Linked DNA regions of Homo sapiens: region 2 is linked to region 1. A link is an interaction called in ENCODE POLR2A ChIA-PET data of the cell type or tissue named here. Cell type or tissue: GM12878. All regions are shown on one strand. Links, peaks and the distances in the headings refer to the core of each region. The heading gives the core; the rest is flanking DNA.

Evidence for each region. Peaks named below come from ENCODE experiments on the same cell type or tissue, not always from the same donor. Only the 100,000 strongest peaks of a DNase experiment are listed, where the experiment ranks them.
Region 2: POLR2A ChIA-PET joins it to region 1 with 8 read pairs; 2 of 35 experiments call an interaction of 5 or more read pairs at or near these places.

The regions. Positions count from the first base shown.
Region 1 is chr19:48,313,859-48,319,237 of GRCh38, forward strand. ODAD1 (outer dynein arm docking complex subunit 1) reads right to left here. Exons shown (of 16, transcript NM_001364171.2): 4 at 4,855-4,954; 5 at 4,529-4,718. Among named protein-coding and RNA genes, the nearest start is that of ODAD1, 5.4 kb to the right of the region's middle. In GM12878, for the core only: a CTCF peak has its summit at 709; a DNase peak (open chromatin) is centred at 694.
Region 2 is chr19:46,911,951-46,917,329 of GRCh38, forward strand. The region is part of intron 1 of ARHGAP35 (Rho GTPase activating protein 35); the gene reads left to right. Among named protein-coding and RNA genes, the nearest start is that of ARHGAP35, 54 kb to the left of the region's middle. In GM12878, for the core only: no CTCF peak of the experiment used is centred there; DNase peaks (open chromatin) are centred at 2,141 and 5,171; H3K4me3 peaks cover 588 bases; H3K27ac peaks cover 571 bases.

The DNA of each region.
Region 1 (5,379 bases), core at 277-5,276:
GGTGACAGAGGGAGATCCTGTCTCAAAACAAAACAAAACAAAAAAGGAAATTTGGACATAGATACGCACACAGGGAGAATGCCACGTAAGGATAAAGACAGAGGTCAGGTGTGGTGGCTCACGCCTGTAATCCCAACACTTTCGGAGGCTGAGATGGGTGGATAACTTGAGGTCAGGAGTTCGAGACCAGCCTGGCCAACATGGCGAAACCCCATCTCTACTAAACATACAAAAATTAGCCAGGTGTGGTGGCACATGCCTGTAATCCCAGCTACTTGGGAGGCTGAGGCAGGAGAATCGCTTGAACCCAGGGGGTGGAGGCTGCAGTGAGCTGAGAGATTGGGTGACATGTCTACAAGCCAAAGTACCCAAGACTGCCAGCAAACCGGCAGAAGCAGAGAGAGAGAGGCATGGAACAGACAGATTCTCCCCCACACTGCTCAGAAGGAACCAAACCTGCCTACATCTTGATCTTGGACTTCTGGCCTTTGGAACTATGAGAAAACATATTTTTGTTATACGAGCCACCCAATTTGTGGAACTTTGTCATAGCAGCCCTAACAAACTAATCCACGTACCAAAGATACCCCAGAAGGCTGCAGCAAACTTAAGACTCAGCATGAGGATGTTTTAAATTTTTGAGGAAGACCTTGATATTGGTCAGATACCACATGAACTGCTAGCTTAAGGCAGTTCACAAGTTCAACATGAGAGGGCGCTATCATCCTTTTGAAGATGTCACATCTTTGTGAGACTGGATTTTCAGCAGTTGCTGCAATAAAAGCCAAATACCCAATTGTTGGTGGGCGCAGTGTCTCACGCCTGTAATCCCAGCACTTTGAGAGGCCGAGGCGAGTGGATCACCTGAGGTCAGGAGTTTGAGACCAGCCTGGCCAAAATGGTGAAACCCCATCTCTACTAAAAATACAAAAATTAGCTGGGCGTAATGGCACGTGACTGTAATCCCAGCTACTCGGGTGGCTGAAGCACGAGAATCACTTGAGCCTGGCCTGGGAGGTGGAGGCTGCAATGAGCCGAGATTGCACCACTGCACTCCAGCCTGGGTGACTGAGCGAGACTCCACCTCAAAAAAGAAAAGAAAAAGAAATGTCCAAAATGTTGACACTGGGGGAAAATGCAGCAAAGTGTACAAGGGATGTCTCTGCATTATTTCTTTCAACTGCACATGAATCCCAACAAAATTTTCTTTCTTTCTTTTATTTTTTCTTTTTTTTAGAGACAGGGTCTCACTCTGTCACCCAGGCCGAGTGCAGTGGCACCATCATAGCTCACTGCAGCCTCCACCTCCCAGGCCAGGCTCAAGCAATCCTCCTGCCTCAGTAATTGCTTTATGAAAGAAGAGATGACATACGGTAAAACTGCACATATTTAGTGTTCAATGTGGGATGGGCACGGTGGCTCACGCCTGTAATCCCAGCACTTTGGGAGGCTGAGGTGGGCAGATCCCCTGAGGTCAGGAGTTCGAGACCAGCCTGGCCAACATGGCGAAACCCCGTCTCTACTAAAAATACAAAATTAGCCAGGCATCGTGGCAGGCACCCGTAGTCCCAACTACCCAGGAGGCTGAGGCAGAAGAGTTGCTTGAACCCAGGAGGTGGAGATTGCAGTGAGCTGAGACTGCGCCACTGCACTCCAGCCTGGGTGACAGAGCGAGACTCCATCTCTAAATAAATAAATAAACTGTGTAATTGTTATGTTTTGACATAAAATAGTGAAAATATCCATCGCCCCTAAAAGTTTCCTCATGCCCTTTTGTATTTCCTCACCTCATCCTCTTCCTGCAGTCGAGTCTCCCCCCAGCAATCACTCATCTGTTTTCTGTCACTATAGATTGGTTTGATTTTCTAGAATTTTATATTAATGGAATTGTATAGTAAGGACTCTTTTGGGGATCAAAGGGGTATCTGGTTTCTTTCACTCAGAGTAGTTATTTTGAGATTCACCCATGTTGTGTGTATCAATAGCCGGTTCCTTTTATTCATGAGTCACATTCCATTCCATGTATAGACCACAATTTGCTCGTCCACTCGACCACCGATGGACATTTGGGTTGTTTCAGTTTTCGATTTTACAAATCAAGTTGGGTTGTTATGAATATTCATGTACAATTCATTATATGGACATGTGCTTTCTTTCCTCTTGGCTAAACATCTAGGAGTGGAATGTCTGAATCATATTGTCAAGTATACGTTTTGTTTTTTGGCAACTGCCAAACTGGGCCAGGCACGGTGGCCCACACCTGTAATCCCAGCACTTTGGAAGGCCGAGGCAGGTGGATCACTTGAGGTCAGGAGTTCAAGACCAGCCTGGCCAACATAGTGAAACCCCCCATCTCTACTAAAAATATAAAAATTAGCTGGGAGTGGTGGCACACACCTGTAATCCCAGCTACTCAGGAGGCTGAGACAGGAGAATGTTTGAACCCAGGAGACAGAGGTTGCAGTGAGTTGACATTGTGCCATTGCACTCCAGCCTGGGTGACAGAGCGAGACTTCGTCAAAAAAAAAAAAACAAACCTGCCTAACTGTGCAAACTGTGTACCAAAAGTAGTGTGCCATTCCACATTCCCACCAGTGGAGTATGAGAGTTCTGCTTCCTCTACATCCTTCCCGCAACACTTGGTATGGACCGTCTTTTTAATGGAGTTTGGGAAAGTTCTTAATATATTCTGGATACAAGTTCTCTATCAGATACGTGCTTTGCAGATATTTTCTCCCAGTCTGGACCTTGTCTTTTCATTCCTTGCCTTTGCCAGTTTCTGCAGATGGGATTCCTTGACTTGGGGACTCCTTACCTGTGGCCGCATCACTGGTTTTTGTTTTTTAAAGGGGTTCCGAGCCAGGCACAATGGCTCACGCTTGTAACCCCAGCACTTTGGGAGGCCACGGTGAGTGGATCACCTGAGGCCACGAGTTTGAGACCAGCCTGGCCAACATGGCAAAACCTCATCTCTACCAAAAAATACAAAAATGAGCTGGGCTTGGTGGCACGTGCCTGTAATCCCAGCTACTCAGGAGGCTGAGGCAGGAGGATCGCTTGAACCTGGGAGGTGGAGGTTGCAGTGAGCCAAGATCCTGCCAGCCACTGCACTCCAGCCTGGGTGACAGAGCGAGACTTTGTCTTGAAAAGAAAAAGAAAGTGGGTCTCTCTCTGTTGCCCAGGCTGGAGTGCAACGGGGCAATCACAGCTCACTGAAGCCTCAAACTCCTGGGCTCAAGTAGCTCTGCCCCCTCAGCCTCAAGACACGCACCACTGTGCCCAACTGACAAATTGGTTTTTTCAATGAAGGCTAGACCAGAATTTAGCAGAATGAATCCCACATTAAAAAATGTATATATATATATATATTATTTGCTGAAACTTCTGTTTCAGATATATTAATATATGTGTGTGTGTATATCTGTATGCATCTTGGTGTGTATGAACTACACCTCATGAGTCATGGTCATAAAAACTTGACAGATCACTGGCCTAGAAAAATCACATTGTTTGCAAGGTCAAATAGCAAGGTCCCAAAACAGATGGGATTCGCAACCTGTCTAGACTGTGGCATTACCACCGTCCTTGTTTGCAGATGAAGAAACTAGGGCCCAGAGAGGGGAAAACCTGCCTGCCCCCGATCACAGAGCTCCGATGGCAGAGCCAGGACTCTAATGCAGGTTTTGGGGACTCTAACATGCGAACCTTTCCTGCTTAACCACACCAGTCCTGTTTTTGAATGCCTGGGACTGTGCTAAAGCAGCAAACATCTATGTTTCCACTGAACACAACTCTACCAGATGGATGCTTTCAATAGCCCCGATTTTTTTTTTTTTTTGAGACAGAGTCTTGCTCTGTCAACCAGGCTGGAGTGCAGCGGCGCGATCTTGGCTCACTGAAACCTCTGCCCCCCGGGTTTAAACGATTCTCCTGGCCGAGCACAGTGGCTCACGCCTGTAATCTCAGCACTTTGGGAGGCCGAGGTGGGCGGATCACAAGGTCAGGAGATCAAGACCATCTTGGCTAACACAGTAAAATCCTGTCTCTACTAAAAATACAAAAAAAGTAGCCAGGCCTGGTGGTGGGCACCTGTAGTCCCAGCTACTCGGGAAGCTGAGGCAGGAGAATAGCATGAACCTGGGAGGCGAAGCTTGCAGTGAGCCGAGATTGTGCCAATGCACTCCAGCCTGGGCGACAGAGCAAGACTCCGTCTCAAAAACAAAACAAAAGAAAAACTATTCTCCTGCTTCAGCCTCTCGAGTAGCTGGGATTACAGGCATGTGCCACCATGCCTGGCTAATTTTTGTATTTTTTGTAGAGATGGGGTTTCACCACGTTGGCCAGGCTGGTCTTGAACTCCTGACCTCAAGTGATCTGCCCGCCTCAGCCTCCCAATGTGCTGGGATTACAGGCATGAGCCACTGTGCCCGGCCTAATAGCCCCAATTTCACATGAGGAAGCTAAGGCTCAGGGAGGTTACAACACTTGCCCGTAAGCAGGATCCGTAGAACCACCTCTCAAACCCCACCTGCTTGTCCAGGGCCCTGGTCTGCTCCTGCAGCTCCTCGATCTCCGCCTGCACCTGGGCCCGGCCCTTCAGCAGGCGGTCCATGTTCTCCAGCCGCTGACTGTCCCGAAGCCGCTTGACCTGGTTCTGGGCTGCGCTGATCTGCACCTGGAGATCGCCCCGTACCTCCTCCAAGCGCCGGATCTCCTCACTACCCAGGCAGGGAGGTGGAAGAGGGGCCAGTAAGGGGGCAGAACTCAGCATCACTAAAGGCAGGACCCAGGAGTCCAGTCTTCAGCCCCTCTGACCCCCTCCTCCCCAGCTCAGGGCCCAGGCGCCCAGCTCACAGTTGCTTGTTGATGCGCTGGTGGACTTCCTTGCTGTAGGCCCGCCTCTCCCCTTCCATCACTTTGCATTGTCGCTGCAGCCTACTCAGCTCCCAATCCACTGAGAACAGGGCCAGCCAAGGGACTCAGCAGGGATCCTGGCCACCAGCTCCTCCCAACCCAGGACCTAGGAATTCTGCTCCCTTTGGGGTCTCACAAACTGCAACTGAACTGCAGATCCAGCCCCCAACACCCCTCTAGGAATGCACCTCAGTTCCGGGATCCCTCGAGCTTCCTCATCCCTTCATACCCAAAACTGAACTCAGGGTTTTTTTCCCCTAAAACCCACTCCCATCCCACCAGAGGGCACTTCTGGAAGGCCTCTGGGTCTTCTGGGACCTGGGCACACCACCTGGAATTGGGAAGGCTCTTGCTCCCTCCCTCCTTTTCTGCCCCACCATCAGCAGCCCTCAGCCCCATCCTCTTGCCTCCTCCCTCTCTCAACCCATCCCCTGGGCTCAGCCTCATCCTCTCCTACCTGGACCA
Region 2 (5,379 bases), core at 207-5,206, 1.4 Mb before region 1:
TTATTAATATGAAAATGGAAGCATTGGGTTTTAAGAAAATGTTTTGCTTAAATTCAGTGGTTTAATAAGCCAGAGAATAGTGTTCCCTTCTTTTCTTTTTTTTTTTTTTTGAGACGGAATTTCACTCTTGTTGCCCAGGCTGGAGTGCAGTGGCACTCTCTCTGCTCACTGCAACCTCTGCCTCTAGGGTTCTAGCGATTCTCCTGTCTCAGCCTCCCGAGTAGCTAGGATTACTGGCGCCCACCACCATGCCTGGCTAATTTTTGTATTTGTAGTAGAGGCGGAGTTTTACCATGATGGCCAGGCTGGTCTCAAACTCCTGACCTCAGGTGATCCACCTGCCTCGGCCTCCCAAAGTGCTGGGATTACAGGCATGAGTCACCGTGCCCGGCCAGTGTTCTCTTCCTTTTTTTTTTTCTTTTGAGACAGAGTCTTGCTCTGTCGCCCAGGCTGGAGTGCAGTGGCACGATCTCGGCTCACTGCAAGCTGGCCTTCCAGGTTCACGCCATTCTCCTGCCTCAGCCTCCTGAGTAGCTGGGACTACAGGTGCCCACCACCTCGCCCAGCTAATTTTTTGTATTTTTTTTAGTAGAGACAGGATTTCACCATGTTAGCCAGGATGGTCTTGATCTCCTGACTTCGTGATCTGCCCACCTCGGCCTCCCAAAGTGTTGCGATTACAGGCATGAGCCACTGCTCCTGGTCGTGTTCTCTTCTTATTGAAACTTTTATATCCCATCCTTCCTGGCCTATTTGGTAAGTATTAATACATTCCTCTGGAAAACTTCCATGTCTACCTGACATGGAAAGTGCTTCCTACATAGATATATTTCTTGTTCCACCCCTCCCACCCCCCAACTGAGTCTTTTCAAGTGTCTACCAAATGCAAACATTTTAACCAGCTGCTAATGGGAACTCATAGCTTTGAAGACTTAGAAATGTAAGATATTGAGAAATACGAGGTTTTAAGGAGGTTTGAAGAATGCTTTTTTGCTTTCTGTTAGTTACGATGTATATTTCCATTTATTTCCCCTATTGAGATTAAGGAAAATTGTGATAACAAGTATTTTACTTCCTTTGCTTGTAGTTCTGTATGAAATTATTTCCTTACAGTGTTACTAGTTGGTGGTGTTCTGTATGTGATTATTTGAAACTCAGTGTGTTTTCAGAAGTTGTTGAATATTCTCAGGTGGAGATGGTCATTTTTATTATGGATAATGGTGGAAGATTTTTGTCTTAGGGGGCATTCTAGATTACAGAGCACACAAACATTTCCTACTTCGGGGAGAGAGGGATGAGGTTGCTGTGTTGGAAGAGTGATACACACGCTGTGTTGGAAGAGTGATACACACACTTCCAGGCGTATGCTGATAGAGCTGTTGACAGTATGAACTTTCCCAGTCATAGTAAATCTGGGATCACGGTGGCATTTCTAGGTCCTACAAAAATGTGTGCTATCTTGGGAATGTTACCACTTCTTGCCCTGAGTGTTTCATAGAGGTGTTAAAAAAGAAAACACCCTCCTTCTACCTTCCAGTTGCGGCACTCTGGTGGGGACCTTGTGTCTTGGTTAAACAAATCACAAACAACTCTAGATGCTTGGTGACAGTCTGAAGAAGGCACGTAGATATTTGCATTATGTTTTATTACAGCATGTATTTGTGACTGAGAAACCAAAATACTTCTGAAGTATTTTCCTCTCTGAAGTAGTTGACTCTTGGCATAAAATGGGAAACTTTGAAGTCCTGTGTTTCTGTTTTTCTAATGAAATATCTCTGTACAGCTCAAAGATAAAAGTAATTACCATTTTTAAAGGATCCTTCTTTCCCCTCTGTTTTAACTCTTCCATTTAAAAAGGATTAGCACTGGAAAATTATTAGAATGGACATTCAGATTCTGTTGTGTATCTTAGTTGCCTGCTAAGAACACTGGTTCCCATCACATTTAAACTCTAAAGACATTGTGAAGTCTGGATATGCCCGGTCTCCTACTTTCTCTTTCTTTGTGGCCTTCAGATCATTAAATTTAGTGACTCAGCTAATTTTTTTTACCCACCTCTTAGAACTAAGTTGAATGTATTTGTGACCAAGCACTTAAAGTTATTTCCTCTAAACCAAGTGTTTGAGATGTTTTTAGATTTATAACAGTCTTTGTTTACCGTGTAATTCAGTCCAATTGAGGAACTAGTAAAACTGCATTATCTAGACATCAAAGCTAAGAAGAGTATACTTACACCAAGAAACTTATTAGGTTTCTAACAAGTGGAAAGTTACCAGGTGTCCCAAAATTAACCACTTCCATGCCAGCTGATTTTCACTTTTTGTAGCTATTTTAATGATCAGCAGCATTCTGGGTTTAAAAATAACAGTCGTGGCTGGGCACAGTGGCTCGTGCCTATGATCCCAGCACTTTGGGAGGCTGAGGTGTGAGTGGGAGGATTGCTTGAGGCCAGGAGTTTGAGACCAGCCTGGGCAACATAGCAAGACCCCATTTCTAAATAATAATAATAATAATAAATTAGCCAGGCATGATGGCTTGCACCTGTAGTCCCAGCTACTTGGGATGCTGAAGTGGGAGGATCACTTGAGCCCAGGAGTTGGAGGCTGCAGTGAGCTATGATTACAGCACTGCACTCCAGCATGGGTGACAGAGCAAGACTCCATCTCATAAAATAAAATAATCAGTTCTACATTATTCAGAGTTGAGTGTTGCTTTCTTTAGCATCCTTCAAATAACTGAAAATATGCCATTAAAAAATATAACCAAGGTGTTGAATGGATAATACATTTTAGTTCATTTCAAAATAGAGCCAATATCTTTATTTCTTGAGGTTTGAGAGCAGGCTGGTGTTTTGTTCTGTTTTTCCTTCAGATTTCTGTGAAGGGATAAATATTAGACCCACTTTACAGAGAACAGTTGAGTCACAGACAAGGGATGACTTGCCAATTGCATGCAGAGGTCACTTTAAGTAGGACCAGTGCTACCAAGTTGCATTTCAAGATTGGTAACCTTAAGACCTGACAGACCCTGGGGTCAGGAATTGATAGAGAAGGACTCTGTTAGATGAGGACCCATGACTTCCTCAACCCTTCATCAGCACTCCTGTCTGAGGCTCTGTTCAACCTAAGTTTCTTCATGGATTGAAACAAAATTATATGTGCATATTACAGAGTAATTGATTGTGTACAGATGCTTCCTTTAGGTATTTCAGAGGATGTGTGTAAACATGCTTTAGATATTCATAAGCATCTTATAATTTTGTTTATGTAAGCAATCGCCTAGAAAAGTAGAGGATGCGAAAGGTTTGTTTTTCTTTCCCGTGGATACCTTGCTTGTTCCTGCTGAATTCTAGAACATGGCATCTTTAGGAACATGCCATTATCTGGAGGCAATTGCCTACAGTCATTGAGATTTTTCTTTTTAAAATGTAGTTTTTGCATACTACGTCTAGTCACATTTTGTTTCCATAGAGGGTTTGGCTTTCTGGGATATCAGAAGGAAGCTATGGATGTTTGGAAAAGGTCTGTGACCTTTTGAGGTTATCATCACAGGGGACAATTGCACTCTCCCATTCATTGCTCCCTGGTGTCAGTCAGAATAATGCGTGGTGGTCTGACTTCCAGTGGCATTTCTTATGCAATAGGCTTACAAAAACATAATGAGGTCATGGCAAGCCTAGGTTCCTACAGACATAAATGAGATTCAGAAGAAAATTGCTCTGTTCATTTCAGATTCTCCTCTTTGTGATTGTCTTGAGAGAATGTTCATTTGGCTGCAGGTTCAGTGCTTGCACAGTTATATTGGAGTATCTAAGTAAACTGAAGTGCAGCATAAACTGTCGTAGCTGGAAAGTTGCTAAAGACTGTAAGCCATAACAGTTTGTTTAACTTAAGCTGTTAAAACTTTAGGTTCTTTAAGGTGCCATTTTTTTGGCCACATTCTGTGGTTCCCCATAGCCTTCAGGAAGGAATCCAAACTCTTTTTTTTTTTTTTTTTTTTTTTTAAGATGGAGTCTCGCTCTGTCGCACAGGCTGGAGTGCAGTGGCGTGTCTCGGCTCACTGCAAGCTCCACCTCCCGGGTTCACTCCATTCTCCTGTCTCAGCCTCCTGAGTAGCTGGGACTACAGGTGCCCACCTCCACACCCAGCTAATTTGTTGTACTTTCAGTGGAGACGGGGTTTCACCATGTTAGCCAGGATGGTCTTGATCTCCTGACCTCGTGATGCATCCGCCTCGGCCTCCCAAAGTGTTGGAATTACAGGCGTGAGCCACCGCGCCCAGCGAAGGAATCCAAACTCTTAAAGTGGTTTGATCCAGTCCCTGGTTCCTTGCTAATGCATCTTACCCATTCTTTCCCCACACACACTTTGTTCCAGTTGGTTCTCCCAACTGGCAGTGCTTTTTTTTGCGGAGGGAAGGGTCTGTGCACACTCTGTCCCTCTGTCTTAAATGCACTTCATACTTCAGGTCTCACCTGAGATGGAACTTCCTACAGAAAGGCTTTCCCGAATCTGAAAGGCTGGGCTTGGGGACCTTTTAATATGCTGAATCATCATTCAGTTATTGATTCTTTCAGTGAATATTTGTGTCAAGCACTGTGTCATAGGCTGAGGACACAGAATAGAACTAAACAGGGGACAGGCCTCACAGAGCTTGCATTCTTGTCAGGGAAACCATCTCGTATTTACACACTTAATTTTTTTTTATTTGGAAATGATTGAAAACTTGTAAAAATAGCACAAAGGAATATCCTATATGCTTTACCCAGATTCATCTATTTTTTTTTTTCAGATTCATGTGTTGTTAACAATTTACCACCCCATTTGTGTTCTTACTCTTTCTGTATACATAATTTTTCCAGTGGGATCAGTTACGTACATTATGGCCCTTCCCCTCAAAATACTAAGGTGTCAGTTTCCTAAAAGTGGAGACATTTTCACATGATAGATTTTATAGATTTACATTGATAAAATATTTTATTTGGGAGGATTTATCCTTCCTGCATTTCTTTTTTTTTTCAATCTTTTTTTTACTGTGTTAAAATACACAAAACATAAAACTTGCCATTTTAATCATTTTTAACTATACAGTTCAGCGATATTAAATACTTTCATGTTATGCAACTATTTCTGTAACACTTTCCATCTTGTAAAACTGAAACTCTGTACCCATTAAGCAGTAACTTTTCATTCCCACTTTCCCCAGCCCCTGACAACCACTGTTCTACTTTCTGTCTCTATGAGTTTGACTACTCTTAAGTACTGCATATAAGTGGAATCATATAGTATTTGTCTTTTTGTGACTGGCTTATTTCACTTAGCACAATCAAGATTCAGCCATGTTGTCAGAATTTCCTTCCCTTTAAAGGCTGAATAGGCC